Regions from separate parts of the Mus musculus genome. Here region 2 is linked to region 1. The links are chromatin loops, found by intact Hi-C in ENCODE. Cell type or tissue: heart. All regions are shown on one strand. Each heading gives the region's core, and the rest is flanking DNA. Links, peaks and the distances in the headings are about the cores only.

The links. A loop is a pair of places that touch in the nucleus more often than their neighbours do. Peaks named below come from ENCODE experiments on the same cell type or tissue, not always from the same donor. Only the 100,000 strongest peaks of a DNase experiment are listed, where the experiment ranks them.
Region 2: a loop joins it to region 1, with 1.9 times the contacts of the local background. A loop is called at or near these places in 4 of 42 quality-filtered maps.

What each region holds. Positions count from the first base shown.
Region 1 is chr5:92,742,206-92,750,543 of GRCm38, reverse strand. The region is part of intron 1 of Shroom3 (shroom family member 3); the gene reads right to left. Among named protein-coding and RNA genes, the nearest start is that of Mir1961, 42 kb to the left of the region's middle. In heart, for the core only: no CTCF peak of the experiment used is centred there; a DNase peak (open chromatin) is centred at 4,503; H3K27ac peaks cover 3,060 bases.
Region 2 is chr5:92,898,661-92,906,998 of GRCm38, reverse strand. All of the region lies in intron 2 of Shroom3 (shroom family member 3), which reads right to left. Among named protein-coding and RNA genes, the nearest start is that of Gm36764, 110 kb to the left of the region's middle. In heart, for the core only: no CTCF peak of the experiment used is centred there; no DNase peak of the experiment used is centred there; H3K4me3 peaks cover 2,866 bases; H3K27ac peaks cover 6,053 bases.

The sequences.
Region 1 (8,338 bases), core at 253-8,252:
TTTGTTTATTGGTTTTCCGAGACAGGGTTTCTCTGTGTAGCCCTGGCTGTCCTGGAACTCACTTTGTAGACCAGGCTGGCCTCGAACTCAGATAAAATCTCTTTCTATGCTTCCCAGACTGATTTTGAACTCCCAAACCATCTCACCCTCCCAAGTAGCTAGAATCACAAGCGTTCTCCTGGCTGTATTAGTTTGTTTGCTTTTTTGATGCAAGATATTGAGCTGGGGCCGGGTGTTGGTGGCGCACGCCTTTAATCCCAGCACTTGGGAGGCAGAGGCAGGTGGATTTCTGAGTTCGAGGCCAGCCTGGTCTACAAAGTGAGTTCCAGGACAGCCAGGGCTACACAGAGAAACCCTGTCTCAAAAAAAAAACCAAAAAAAAAAAAAAAAAAGATATTGAGCTGGGTCTTACAAATACAAATCTGTTAAATCCATATCCGACTACTGAATTATATCTTAGGATTGAATTTTCAAATGTTCCCCCAAAATTATTTCAGGGTCACTTTTTGGATAATGTTTTAATAATAATCCTGTAGCCAGGCAGTGGTGGCATATACCTTTAATCCCAACATTCAGGAATTCGAGGCAAGTAGATCTCTGTGAATTCAAGGACAGCTTGGTGTACAGAGAGAGTTCCAGAACAGCCAGAACTACACAGAAAAACCTTGTTTCTAAAAACCAAATCTATCTATCTATCTATCTATCTATCTATCTATCTATCTATCTATCTACCTATCTATCTATTATATATAATAGAGAAAATCCTATACTGCCATTGTTTTAAAAAATCCAACATATGTTACATTCAGAATACTGAAATCAGAAATTGCAAAGTTAAGCAAACATTATTGCTATTGGTCACAACTCAGGAAACGGTGTCACAGTGTCCATATCAACATGAGAGAGCAAGTACATGCCTCAGCAAATTTCCTGCTCTTATATGTCTGAGTCTACTTCCCCTAAACACTACATGCTCAGTGCCAGGTCCCCAGAGCACTGTTCATGTGACAGCACAGGGAGGCACTTTTACGCTGGGGCACTTGTCAATCTGCTCCTGGATGCTCCACACTCAGTTCCATGGAATCCTGCATGAACTTGAGTCGGAAAGCTCACGAGGCTTTACCCAGAGACAAACTCTCTCCCTGGATCTCTTCTCCAGTTACACTCTCTACCTGGTGTTTGTAGCTTCTTCTTCTAGAACAGCAGGCACATTGCCTGCCTATAAAAGACAACAGCAGAGACTGAAGGCAGCCACACACACACATCTTCCTCCTGTTTGGTGGGAGTTGGCTAAGGAAAGCCCTGAACTGGGGTTACAAGCCTATGAAGACGAGATACAGCCTGAAGGATGAAGTCAGGCTGTGCTGTCCACTGACCTTCTAGAAGCCGATGTAGCCTAATGCTACAACCATAACTTGCAGGATGTTCATGAAGCTGATGACATAGGAAGAGAGAAATGGATAAGAGCTGTGACTTGACAGCCTCCAAGTGTGTAGCTAGACTTTACCCTGTGTCAGTCTGCACCACGTAAGAAACCACAGAAGCCACCAGAGTTTTTTCCAAATGCCTTCTGGTTTGTCCTGCAAGCAATACTACTTACAGACAGGGCCTTTCTCGTCCTCACTTTTATTTTAATAAGGGCTGAGGCAGAAACTTAAAAAACATGTTATACAAATACTCCAGCAATGAGATAACCTACAAACCTATGTCTTCTTTTCACCGTTACAAATGAGAACTTCACTTGGATGTGGTGGCTCAAACCTTCAATCCCAGCACCCTGGAGGCAGAGGTAGAAAATCTCTACGAGTTCCTTGAGGCCAGACTGGTCTACACAGTGGGTTCCAGGACAGTCAGGGCTACAAGGAGGAACACTGCCTCACAAAACAAAACAAAACAAAACAAAACAAAACAAAATCACACACACAAAATTAGGAAAAAGAAAAGCCGGCCACCTGCAGTACACGTGGGCTTGGTGCCTTGAACTGACTTAGGAGACACTCAATACCCTAGGGTCTCCATCAAAATTTAGGCTTAAATATCCATCGTAGCCTTAAATATCCTTATATCACTTTGTCTGTAGGGAACCCTTGAGTAGAGAAAACAAGGAGACCCCAGGGTGCTGGAGACGGAATAATGAATAATGAAGGAGAGTAAAGAGTCAGGGTGGCAGCTGCTTCCAGGTAAAAAACCCCAGGGATGCAAGCAACGGAAACTTCAGTTGGTTTGGGGAATCTCAGAATAAGACTCGGGCCTCAGCTCCCCACTGGAAATTCTGTAAGGAAATATCCCCAGAGATCTGTAGGTCAATATGAGTTTCTGTTAGAGTAACAATAGTCACAGGCGTGTTCATGGAGAGTGCACCAGATAGATAATTCCATCTCATGCTTCTCCCATGCCCACGCATCCGATGGAAGAGCCCCTGTGGTCTCTTCATGGCTCCCCACATCCTCCTTGTCCATTTGAGCGAGAGTTTGGCTAAGAAAATGCCAGAAGGTTGGAAATGCTCTGACAAATTGTAGACTAGGAGCAGAAAGCTGGGTGAGACTGTGAGCATTAGCTGGGGGGTGGAACGTGGGGCAGAATCCAAAGTGAAAGCTATGTTACAAGACATGTCCGCACAGGGGGACTTCATAGCCTCTGGTGTTGCAATCTTACATGGGAAGCTGCAGAACCATGAATGGCAAGAAAAGGAATATTCTGAATGGACTAAGAACTCATAAAAGATAGAGTTTTAAGCAAGAAGTAAGTGAATTTATCTTCAATCAGAAAAGACAAAGTTTTCTGTTAATAAGCAGAAGTTAGGGCTTATGAGTAAATTTAATTCAATTGCAGGGAAATAAAATGACTTCTTAGCTCACCTGACACTTGGCATTGTGCAACTTTATTCCTGCCTGGGTTCACACATTTTGGTATAAATTAGTTTATCGTTACTCGGATGTTTTTGCCTCACGTTTCAGAATGAGTTAAATTCTCTCTTAAGCAAACTTTATCTTCAGTTCAGAAGGTAGGACTAACCTTTTAGAAGATGCAGTGATAACATTTCAGTTGTTGCCCCCTTGTCTGTCCTCAAATCCTTCATTGCAAACACTCATGGCGTTTAAATCCACAGAGCAATTAATCCCACCACCCTGCTGCTGGAATCAACTCTGAAAGGCAAGCCTGGGCCAAGCAGCCCTTGACAACCCCCTGTCTGCTCAACCACTCCTGGGCCCTGTAGACAGCCCTGTGGACCCTCTTCAGGAGTTGTAGGAAGAAAGAGCTGCTTTGGGGAGATGAATTCTGAAACACTGGAGCCGGCCTCAGATAGAAATTGATACCACATGGGCTGGAGAGATGGCCCAGCTGTCAAGCACACCAATTGCCCTTCCAAAGGACCCGGGTTCAATTCCCAGCATCCACACAGCAGCTCACACCTGTCTGTAACTCCAGTACCAGGGCTTCTAGCACCATCACACAGACAAATGTGCAGCCAAAACACCAATATATATTAAATAAGAAAATAAGTAAATAAAAAAATTTGAAGCCATACAAAGCAAAGCATGTCTGGAAATTTGCAACCCTGACTTTTTCACTTCTGAACTGTTTAGAGCAGAATTATCAAGGTCTTATATTGTCTCACCCAGCTGAAGTTGATTTTTAATTATATGTAGGGGAGGAAAAAAACAACAACAACCTTCAAATGTTATATTTGGAGAAGGCAATTTTCTCAGTTCCTAAATCTAAACAGATGATCTCAGCTTATAATAGTTACATCATCCCTCAGTCCTTTGTTGTAGGAAGGTAGTCACTGAGGAAATTCAACAGTGAAACAAAAGGAAAGTTCTGGACGCGGGATGAACTCAGCTGGTTGACTGCTTGGCCAGCATGCCTGAAAACCTAGGGTTCCATGCCCAACACCTCATAAAGCAGGTACGGTAGCATACACATGTAATCCCAGCACCCTGGAGGGAGAGGCTGGAAGGTCAGACATTGAAAATAGCATCCTTAGTTACACAGGGAGTTTGAGGCCAGCTGGGGATATAATGAATATAAGAATATAAGAATGTAAGAATAAAATAAGAACGGGAGGGAAGAATGGAGGGAGGGGTAGGGAGGGAAGGGACATTCTAATAAGTGAGAAACCCAGTCTTTTGTATTTCCATTCTCCATATTTATCTGCCAACAGCTGTGTCACACTTCTAATGACCCCTGTACAGTGGGTCTGTCTTTTCTCCTCTTTCCATCCTCATTTTTTTCTTCCTTGGGGTTAAGAGAGAGCGGAAGGAGAAAGCAAGGATAGAAAGGCATGTAGGCTGGCATCTGCTGCCATCCCTGCCTCTGCTCAGCTGGGCAGAGCAGTCCTTATTAGCTCTTACATAAAACTAAGAATGTGTGCTCCTATTATTCGGGGATATTGGGTGACCACAAGAGGACAATCCATTCCACAAATTCCACTGCCCCTCATGACCAGGTGACGCAAGCTCTAGCACACAGGGCAGGTTGATTGTTTGCTCTGTCAAGGATATCTCAGCTGGCAGCCCTCACCCAGACTCCCCTTTCCTATCACTCCTGGGCTCTTCCGGTAATCTCTCTGACCAGAGTTTAGAACAAGCCAGTGAACAGGGAGGGCACTTATCAAGGGCAAACGTTTACTTTATGATGTGGCAGTTAAAAATAACCTTCCAGAAACACTGACTGCCAAGTGAAGGCTATTGTCCTGGTGGGTAGTACACCTAATACTTCCTCCTGTGGCTGGCTCGCCCACATTTCCATATTTCCTTGCCATCTACTGCTGCAAACTGGTGACGTTCAAAGGAGACCAGGATTTTTCAGAGGGTCCTGTTTCCAGAGTCCACTACTGTATTAGTTACTTTTTTTTTTTTTAATATGTGATAAGGCAACATGACCAAGACAACTTGAAAAAGAAACAGCTTGTGAGGGCTTACAGCCCCACCCAGAGCGTGAGTCCATGGCCTTGATGTAAGGAGTACAGCATCAGGCAGGCAGGCATGGTACAGGAACAGTAGCTGAAAGCTTACATGCCTAGCCATAAAAATGAGGCAGAGGGAGCTAACGGGAAATGGCATGGGCCTTTGAAACCTCAAAGCCCACCCCCAGGGACACACCTCCTCCAATATGGCCACACTTCCTAATCCTTCCCAAATAGTTCCACCAACTTGGGACTGAGTATTCAAATAATAAATGAGCTTATAGATGCCATTTTCATTCAGACTACCACACCGACTTTCCCATTTGTTCAGGATAAGAGACACATCACACTGGTTGGTACACTAGAGGCAGGGGTGAGGGTGGGGAATGCACAGCAACTACCTAGCTTCTATATTTTCACAATACATGTGGGTCCAGGGAAAGATGTCTAATTTCTAAACCTTTCATGCAGTCCACAACATATCCTGAGGTCAAGAAGAAGCTTAGACACAAAATCTAGGCTGATTCTGGGGGTCAGGAAATGGCTGAGGAAGCAGAGAGTCAGAAAAACCATCTGCACTGTGCTACGGGGAAGGTGTGGCTGTGCTGAGTAATGAAAGATTGGGCTGATGTCCATGTGGAAGCAATGATGGCCTTGGAATCCACAACTGACAGTGCTCTGAAGGATACTGCACAAAGAACTTGGAGCTGGAACATGCCCATAGCCCCAGCGCACTCCCGAGACCAAGGCAGCAGCTGATTTTGAGGTCCACTTGGGCTATACAGCAAGTTCAAGGCCAGCCAGGGCTACACGGTAAGACTTTATCTCAGACAAAACAATTTGCAAACTGCTTTAAGAGAAGAATCAGAGGTGCTCAGTTAAAAGCACTAGTTGCTCTTAACCCAGCGTGGTGGCACACGCCTTTTATCTCAGCACTTGGGAGGCAGTTGCAGGTAGATCTCTGTGAGTTCCAGGACAGCCTGGTTTACAGAGTGGATTTCAGGGCAGCCAAGGCTATTTATAGAGACCCTGCCTAAAAACACACAAGCAAACAAACAAACATATGAACACACAAGCTGGCTGCTTTTCTAGAGGACCTGGGTTTGATTCCTAGCATCATACGACAGCTCACAGCCATTGGTAACCCCAGTTATCTGACAAGGTATCTGACACCCTCTTATGGCTCCTTAGGTACCAGACATGCACATGGTTCACAGGCAAACAAAGCACCCATATACATAAAAAATAAAAATCCTAAAAAGAAAACAATCCCATTAGAAAATAGGCAAAAGATGTGAAGGACTTATCGTAAATACATAAAAACATATTCAACATCATTGGTCATTAGGGAAATGCAAATTAAAACCACACTGCGGTGTCATTACACAGCTGCTAAAATAATTAAAATAAAAGTTTTATCAAATTCTGGCAAATATGGGAGAAACCTAAAATGTGATCATCAGTCACTCTGGAAATAGTTTAGTAGCTTCTTTGAAAATCAAACATATACTTATCCTATGATCCAGCAAATGTTCTCCCGGAGAATTAAGTCAGAGAGATGGAAATTCATGCACACGTAATGATCTGTTTATGCCTCCCATCAGTTTGTAATAGTAATAGTAGTAATAATAGTAATAGCACAAGCTGTAAACTGCCAAGATATCCCTCAAAAGTTAAATGGTCAAACAAACTGTTGAACATTCAAACCATGAAATATTTATTACTCAGAAATTTAAGGGAATATTTGTATAACATTTTTTAAATGACAAAATTAGAAATAGAAGACACAACATGGTGGTCAGGGGTTAGGGATGGGGACGATAAGGGGTGGGTAGATTGTACAACTATAGTGCAAGGGAGACATTTACTATATGTAACAGTTTTGTGTCCTGGCTGTGCTACATGGAACTACATGTGTACATCATACCAGCATCAAATCCTTGGCTTTGATATTGTTCTATAATTATGTAAGATTGAGCCATCAGGTAAAAGGCACACCAGATCGCTGGTAGTATCATGCCCAACATTCTATATCACAATTAGTTTTACATTTCAATTATATTTTATTTTCTGATACAAGGTCTCATGTATTCCAGGCTGGCCTCAAACTTGGAATATAGGCTAGGATGACTCTGCATTTCTGATCTCCCCTCCTTTGCTTACCAAGTGCTGGGATTAGAGGCATGTGCCACTGTTCTCTGTTTATCTGGTGCTAGAGAGAAACCCAAGGCATCATGTATGTGACACAAATACTTTACTAACCTTACTACATTGTCAGCCCTAAAACTCAATCTGGATGCTGCAAACTTCTGTGGCTTAGACCCTTCCACATGGACCAACTAATTATTTCCTGTCAGCTGTGCCCAGGTTTCCATCATTGTCCAGCCAGGGCCAGGATTAGCAGTTACTGTACCCCTGACTCTATCAGGCTAGATGTGTACTGGGCTGAGATGCTGGGCTCATCTGGAAGGAGGGAGGCTGGGGAATAACACAGAGCAGATATTAATAGCATTCTCACCTGTAAAACAGAACTAGGAGGTGGGGAAAGAAGCCAGTGACAGAGGAAACGGTTTCTGCCTGAATTCAGGTATGTCCATCTTTGGACCACTGTTTCTAGAAGCCTCCATGCAGGTTAAATTCCACAGCCAGAGCCTGTGGAGGGCCGGTCTCACACCGAGGTATGGGGAAGAGATGCCCCCCCCACCCAAACCCAAGCTCTCAGGAACTGTCCATGTGCCCAGGAACGATGAATGGCATGAACATCTGTTTCCCTGGAGTTCTGGCCATGAAGTTATAGAAGCTGCTCTTGAAAGGGTTGGTGCTGAAACCAAACACCCTCCCACACAGGTGTATGGAGCAGGGAGTACTGTTTCATTAATTATGTTAGGATTCCAGTCCAGAGAGTCAATAAGGCTATGGTCCGCTCTCTGCACATTCCAGCCATTGATGACCCTTTTGGGCATGAGAATTCCCTCTGGTGTGCCTGTGTTTTGGCATCCTTTTGGAAAGCTAACTCATGTCTCTGTTCCTGTCCTTCACAAGCAGACTTCCCTGGATTTTGCCTTGCCTGGCTGATGCCTGTCTCTCCCTTGGCTCTCACCATGGCCTGAAAATGTCCAAGGTTCCCTCTCTCTTTTATTGTGTAGGTCCTGCCTCATCATCTCCATGACGACGAGGCTCTTCCCACTTAGTGGAGTCCTGTGTGCCCTAGGACTTGCTTCACCCATCACTGCTGCTCCCTGGTGACCATTCCAACCCTCGGATGAATCCTTCTCCTGGGTATACACCAAAGTCTCTCTTCAGATAAAACCAAAAATTTTCCTATAACCCTCTGCTTTCCATTAACGACTGCCTGATCTCCCCCTTGCTAAGTCTTACTTCTCATCTGGCTTGCTCCATTGTCCCACCAACTTTAGAGCTATTTATTTC
Region 2 (8,338 bases), core at 223-8,222, 160 kb before region 1:
TCCCCGCTCCCCCCCAGTCATTTCTAATAAGGGACATTTGGCCCACATAACACACAGCAGGACAGATGAATCTGTGGCCTCGGTCTGGTCCAGCAATTCTCAAAGTACCACTTGAAAATATTACAACTGGCACCTGAGTGCTGCTGTATGTTCTACAAAGTCTTTTTACCTAGCAAATTTAATCTTTGCAATGATCTAGGGAGTGTTGCAGGCGACTGAAACACGGGGTACTTAACGTATTTAGGATCACAAAGAGATGGTAAAATACAGAGCCTAAGCTACAGCAAGCCCCCAAGGATGCCTTAACTACCTTTTCCCATTGGGCCACTGCCCTATAGGCTTCCTTAGGGACCTATAGGGCAGAAAGTTCCCTTAAAAAGCACTGTCTTATGCTACATCAGTAGTTCTCAACCCAGGAGTCACAACCCCTTTTGGGGTCAAATGACTCCTGAGGTCACAGAGGTCCCCATGTCAGATATCCTGTATCCTGATATTTATCTTATGACTCATAACAGTAGCAAAATGACAGTTATGAAGTAGCAATGAAATAATTATATGATTGCAGGTCACCACCACTGTATTAAAGGGTCGCAGCATTACGAAGGTTGAGAACCGCTGCTCTAGAAGAGCCTTCGGACTCCTCTGGCAGAGCTGATGTGGGTGATTTCTGACTTTCTTCCCTTCCCTCACCACCAGCAACTTAACCTCCACCCGAAGACACAAATGGTGCCAGGTGACGAGAGACTGAGGAAGCTTCCAGTGTTCCAAGAAAGCTCAGGGACAAACTGCACTAGTTCTGTTCCCATCTGTGACTGCCAGTTGCCACACTCTCCTGGGTTTCTGGGACCTGCCTGGTCTTCTTCCAGGCTGGAAGCAACACCTGTCTTGGGTACCAGGTCCTGGCCCCATCAGTACCAACCAGACAGTCAGTTTTGGGATATAAAAGTGCACAGGAGAGCAGGTAGGGAGGCCTATGATCATTAGCCTGGCTGGGCAGAAACGGGGCCTTCCACACACTAGGCATTAGCACACAAGAGGGAGTTGCCTTAGAAGACAGGGTACCGACAGTCAGCCAGGCCAGGCTGGGGCAGGAAATACCCTGGGAGCTAGCTGTCTGTCAGCCCGAGGGTCTCCTCCTGCTGCAACCCTGACGTGTCAAGCCTGGGAAAAGTACAGAATCCAGGACAAAGGGGAGGTACTGGGCTGTGACCCCACTTCACGAATCCAGCTGTGCATCACTGGCCTCCGCCCTGGCCGGCCCTGGCTCTGTAGGGGAGACAGCCTCCTCTCACCACACATTCCAGCTGCTGGTAGGGAAGGGGTAACCATGGGAACCAACACAAAGGCCTGAATGTTGGAGGAAAAGACTGGAGGCGACAGTGAAGAGGCTGAGAGGGACTTCAGTCTTGCGGTCTCCCAACAGCCAAGCCTACTGTTGTGAGACTGAGGCTTAGTCAGGGCCTGCCCACAGTCAAGCCCCAAAGGCCTCAAGGGCGGCAGGGCAGCCTGAGGGTGCTAATCTTGTAGGGCCCTCTTTAACATTTTTTTCCCCTATTCAGTGTGTAGTGTCCTAAAATGCCTATCGACTACTGAGATAATACAGTCAGTTTGGAACCCCGGAGAAGGTACACGGTGACGTTTCCACCAATACAGAGCCACGGACCACACTTTGCAAAGGGCCCTCCCTTCACCAGGAAGCTCCTGTCTGTGGTCAGAGCTGCCCGCTCCCTGTACATGCTGCTGGTGTCGGGCAGATAGATGCCCCTTAGGTAGCTGAAGCAGCCCTGAGATTCCAGGTGTCTAGGGAACTCTACCTTACGAAGGAGAAACAGTTGTAATTCCAAGTACCCAGCTTAACATTCGAGATGAAGGCTGGGGTGCGGGAGATAGTAACAGTGTCCTGTGCTGATTGGCTTTTGTCAGCTTAACTCAAGCTGGCATCTCCTGGGAAGAGGGACCCTCGACTGGGAAATTGCCTCCATCAGATTCCATCAGGTTGGACTGTGGGCATGTCTGTGGGCATATTGTTGATAAATGATGGATGTGGGAGGCGCCTACTGTGGGAGGCACCACCGCTGGGCAGGTGATCCCGGCCGGGATGTATAACAAGGCAAGCCGAGAGCGAGCCGCTGAGAGCAAGCCAGTAAGCAGCCTTCCTCCACAGTTCCGCCCTGACTGCAGTACTTGTATCTGCATCTGGCTGCTGGGTCTTCATAGTCAGGTTCCATGCTACTACTAGGATTTCGTTTTACTGGATTTACAAAGTTACTGAACCTTTTCCTCCTACAGAGCAATGCCGAGAGACACATGCCTTGGCTTCCATTCTCCTGGAGGATGGAAACTGTTTTAGCCTGTGCTGTAGGGATCCCTCCACAGCTGCCCCAGGGTCTAGGTCAAAGCCCTGTGGTTTCAGTTCATGCTGAGGGACTGGCTTACTGGAATTTACTTGGAGCTCCTCTGCCAAGGTGTGAGGACAGTATCAGCGCACTCAGAGCCGGGAATGGTGGAACGCAACTGTAGTTCCAGCTCTGGACGGGATGAGACAGGAGGATGGAGAATTCAAGGCCAGCCTGGACTATACACCAAGAGTGTCTCAAAAAAGTGTGTGTGTGTGTGTGTGTGTATGTGTGCGAGCATGTGTGTCTGTGTGTGCATACAGCAGTGTGTGCTCGAGAGCGCTGTGTGTGTGCGTGTGTAAGTGTACATGAGTGTGTGAGCACATGCGTGTGCATGTGTGTGTGCGCGCATGTGTATGCATGCTTGTGTGTGCATGAGTGTGTGTGTGAGCTGTGTGCCCACTTGTGCCAGTGCATGTATCTGTGTGTGCGCGCGCACATACACACACGCACATGCATGTGTCTGACTACACATTCTCCTCCACCACCGTTCATTTGCATGCAGTACGTAAGGGTGACACAAAGGTCACCTATTACTGGTGTCACTCTCTTCTGAGGATAACTGATTCTCCAAAGTATTGCCTTAAAGGGAAAGATAGTCAACGTCTGAACTCCATTGATTAATGAAGAGAAAGGGTTGATTGGTCTCCAGCCCTGACACCTCCATGCACTCCATAAGCTACTTGATCTCAGCTGTGCCTTGGGTTTCCTCACTTTTAAAGGGAAGTAACGGTGCCCACCTTACAAGGGTGTGAGGAAGCTCAAAGTGGCCAAGAGTGGCAGTTTCAAATGAGGTTGGAGCCTCTGCAAGTGAGCGTCAGCAATGTTAGCAGCTAAGGACCGCCCGCCTGGTGGCTGGCCTGGTGACTTTGACATGTCTGTTGCCATTTTACCCTGTAAAAGCTTCTCCCTGGGTATGATTATCTCTGCTTCACATGGGCAGAAATGGGGGTGGAAGGATCCTGTGCTACCAGGAGGCATCCTGGCTCAGGTGCAAACCCAGGTCTTTCTGTTGTCAGAGTCCGTGACCTACCTTCTACATTCAGTGGCCTTTGTGTAAGGCTGTTTTGTTGCTATTTTTAGTAAGGAATAATAGAAGAAAACCAGACTAAGATCCAGTGTTTGAGGAAATAACACCAATGAAAGACAACTAGAATCTTACGTCTTCCCTTTAAGCCGGAGGCTTTGGAAACAAAACACAATCCATGAAAGACTAGACTCTCCAAAGACAATGCTCTGGGTTCTGAGACAGGGCCCCAACAGAACAGTGTTCATGATCACATCGGGTCAGAATATCCACAAGCCCGGGAACACAATGCCCACCCATTCATTGCTGCATTCCTGGAGACTGGTGACTTCTTGGGTCATGTCTGAGAAATGTTTACTAAATGAATTAAAACAATCCAACAACAAAATGCCTCTCTGGAGTTGGCAAAGCATATAACATCTTTCCCAAATACTTGAATTGAAAGAAATAATGGAAACTTATTGGGTTAACTATTGTCCTTCCTTCCAAAAATTTTTCACTGGAAATTCAAGTTAAATAAGTCATTCCCCCCCCCAACCCCCACCCCTCTGTGTAGCCCTGGCTGTCCTAGAACTCACTCTATTGACCAGGCTAGCCTTGATCGCAGAGATCCACCTGCCTCTGCGTCCCAAGTATTGTGATTAAAGGTGTATCCACCACTACCTGGCTAGTTCTCTCTTTAAAAAAAAAAAAAAAGTACCAAATTTAATACAGAGACCTAAAACTTTCTTTTTCCACCTTCATCTCTACAAAGATTATGGAAGATGTCTATGTTTAATCTGGCTTCCCACAGGAGGTTTTTAAGCCTCAGTCCAGAAGGAAGTCACCTTGAAATACTATCACAAATGCAGTCTCAAAAGTGGAGTTTGCCTAACAGACAGACACTTCCTCTCTTTGATGTAGCTTTAAAGACAAGTCAAGTCCCTGTAACTTTTTTTTTCCATTTTATTAAAATATTTTTTTTTCAAGTTGGGCATCGGTGGCACACACACACCTTTAGTCTCAGCACTCGGAAGGCAGAGGCAGGTGGATGTCTGAGTTTGAGGCTAGCCTGGTCAATAGAGCTAGTTCCAGGACAGCCAGTACTACACAGGGAAAAAAAAAAATCATACAATGTATTTTATCAACTCCCCCAACTTCTTCTAGATCCTTCCAACTCCCAATCATGCAGCCTCATTTTCTTTTTCTCCTTTGAAACAAAAACAAACAAACAACAACAAAAAAAAAACCCCAGTAAGACAAAAATAACAAAGCAAAACAAAAGCCCCCCTCCACACCCTCCCCCAAAAACAGACAAAGACCAAACAAACTTGGGAGTTTGATTTGATCTGCCATGGGAAATGCGCCCTCGAGCGTGGTTGAACCAGTGACACTGCAAAAGTAATTTTCTCTTTGCTACTGTGTATCAATTCCAGATAGCATCTTGCTTAGGGGTGGAGCCCTGTGACCTTTGGATCAGGCAGGAAAGACTTTTACGGTGAAATTCCTACCAGATACAGAGATCTCAACTAAAATGAAAAGACAAGGAATGGGGGGGCCGGGGGTAGCAGTTGTTACCATAAAACCTTCCCAGACCTAAGAAAATGAAGTGGCTTTAACAAGACCTGTAAGTAACTCACTGTATTCACCACAGTACACAGAAAGACGAACAAGGTATTGAGCTCAGACCAAGCTGAACACGTAGCCATTCTCTAGCTCAGTCCTCCCACGACCTGAGAAGGAGATGCACGGGTAGGTACCATCCAGCACGCAAGGTAACGTTGCACACAAGTAAAGACAGAAGCAGAGGGGAATTGGCTCTGTGTCACCCCAGAATGGGAGTTCCTTTCCTAGTTTAACTCACGTTGTGTTCGGTTCAACAGGGTTCAGTGACTGCAAACGCCTATGTGACACTGAGTATAGAACACAAAACTCTGTCACCACAAAAAATTCTTTTTCCATTCCACTCCCTTTCCTGGGCAAGCACTGACTTCTGCTGTCACTGGTTAGTCCCTAAGTTGAATGGTTAGGACTAATGACATAGCTCACGGGTAGAGTGTCTGTCTGGATGTGAAATGCCCAGATTCCAATCCACTGCACAGTATGTAAATAAATGGCTATGTATCCTTTTTTTTAATCTGACTCCTTTTAATTAAACCAAAGCTTCTGAGATTCATCAAGGTTTGAGTATTGGAAACTCATTTTTGTTGACTGAGTAGTATTCCATTACACAGGTGTATCACAGTCTGTTTATCTGTTTTCTTGTTCATGAATGAGTGATTATTTCCAGTTTATGTCAATTCGGTTTGTTGTGACATTTGTGAATAAAGTTGCTATGGATACTCTAAACAAGTCTTTTTTTTTTAATAGACATTTGTTTTTCATCTATCCTGTCTAAATACCTGGGCATGCATATGTTGGGTGACAGGTTGGTATATATTTAACTTTACAACAAACTTATGTTCTTAACCCCTGAACTCTACTCCCATAGGATGGCAGTAACTTATTAACATGTTTTATTTCTCAAATATGGTGAGTTCCCTGAAGGCAGGGAACCCAACCCAAGTTTCTAGAATGCCTCCCACACGGTAAATGTTTGCTAGATAAATAAATGGCCGTTGTTCTTTTTTCTTGTTTGGTGTTATGATAGCCTAAGAAAAATAACTTGGGGCGTGCAGGGGAAAACAAACGACAATAAACTGAAGTCTGGGGAGGGGGGGGGAGCGTGCTGCTCATCCAAGAGGCACTGTCTGGTCAGAGACTTAACCTCCCCTAGACCATGAGGCCCCCTGTGACCTTCCAGGAAAGAAAGCGACAGCTCCTGGTCAAGTGATACTCAGGAAAGGGAGGAAGGTGTCTCTGAAGCTGAGGTCACACTGTGGTTAGAATTACACCCTTCTGTCAAGCAGGCAAGCAACTGGAAGAGCAATCTGTGAAATTCTACCTTCTGGAAGGAACCAACACAGCAGAGGCACCACCAGGGGTCCTCCAACCCTCCTTACGTGCCCAGTGCCCACTCGGTTCTGCCTAAGGTACCACGCATGAGCTCTGAGTGAGCGTACAAAGCAGAGATACATTTTGAGAAGGAAACAGAGGTATTTGAAAACCTTAACTTACAGGGGAATGATAATTTCTGACCCAATTTGAACATTATTTAATATGTATCACACAAAGTATCCCACCCCATCCCATAAGTGTGTACAACTTTTACATATCAGTTAAGAACTGGTGATTCGAAAACTGTAGCCAGATGTAACTCATATTGAGACTAACAGTGAGTTCAAAAGGAAGAGTGTAAGGCCAGCACAGTGGTGTTCATCCAGACTCCTTCCCAGCCACTGCGGAAGCTGAGGGAGGAGGGGGCTCGAGTCCAGGATCCGAGGCCCGCACAGATTAGCAGCGATGGGAGCCGGGATAAGAGCCATGAGGAAGGAAGGCTGAAGCAGGAGAAGAACGTTTTTCAGGCTCCTTAGAATGTTTTCCTTCTTAGAAGTTTACTACCCAGAATGTCACCCCACCCTTCCTACATTTAAGGGGAATCTTTTCTTACCCATAAAACAATTCCTTTACTTGAAATCACAGAATTGCCTCTGTATTCAACCTACAACTTCCTGAAACGGAATGAAACCACTGGTGGATTTTCTGTACAGTACAGAAAAGACTTGGTAAGTCAAAACATAATCTAAAATCATTCTCAGCAAAACACGTTTGTGTTTCTCACAAAACGGGGCTTCACCTCAGCTAGGCTCAGGTATTTTTTTTTCTTTTAGTAATCTCGCTGTCCTTTGTTCCCAGTTCACTGCAAATGGGAATTTGCTTAGGATCCTTCAGCTCTGAGGTTGGGAGAGGTGACCCATCTTATTCAGCCTGCTACACTGAAGCCGTCCTAGGCAGCTGGATGTTTATCCTATTCTTAAAGTCTCCAGGGAAGTAAATTCTCTACAGCATCCCTTGGAAACCTTCTCCAGGGTTTTATCAAAGGTCTGGTAAGGAAGCTCTGATGTAGAAACCAATAAAAATATTAACTTTATGAGCCTACCTACAAGTGCTGGAGAGGGATATGTGTTTGGCATTCTGCCGTCATGGTAAAGGGGTGTGTTTACAAAACAGGCTGTACAAACAGAAGCCATTTGCCAGGGGCAGATGTGGAAAGTTGATTCAAGAGAAATTACCACAATAAACTCCATTTCAACCTGGGAACCATGTGAGTTGGTTATTGTTAGTTATAGCATTTTAAGTAAATTTATTTCCTCATTAATTCCTACTTTTTGTTTTTCTAAAACAAATTAGGAATGGGGGGGGGGAATGTCTACAGCTCTTAAGTTCTCAATTGATTAGGCAGCTATGAAAAACCAGGTCTTAGGATACAAATACACATTATTATGTGTATTTTTTTCTCTCTTCTATATATCCTTTCCCACCACAATCACATAACCCTTTTAAAATCAGAAAAGAAAAAAAAAAAGAAATTTTAAAAGAGGAAACGATTTACGTGATCTCGAGAGAAACCAAAGCGATAGGGGAAGCGTACTTATTTAAAAGAATCACTGAAATTAAATGAAGCCTAGGCCAGCTTCTGGCGAAATTACTTGGAGAAAAGATTGGCCATATATCGAAGATGTTTTCTTTTGGGAACTTAATTCCAGTAGCCTTTAAAGGGTCTCTGGAAGCCCATGCACCACGATAGCCCACAGCAGAAAGCAAAGTGTCATGAGTCTGTGCATACAATTCCTCTGCAACGCGAGGATTGGGTGGGTGGGGGCTGGGAGATAATGCCAAAGGATTAGAGAGGGGAATACACCCTACCCCTACGGCGAGGAAGTTTTAGGTCTTTCTGGCAACACAGAGCAAAGCAAATGTCAGCTGCAATTTCATTTTCACGCTACCTGACAGCGGAACAGACTCCTGGAAATCACTGCCTTGGAGTCGGACCGGT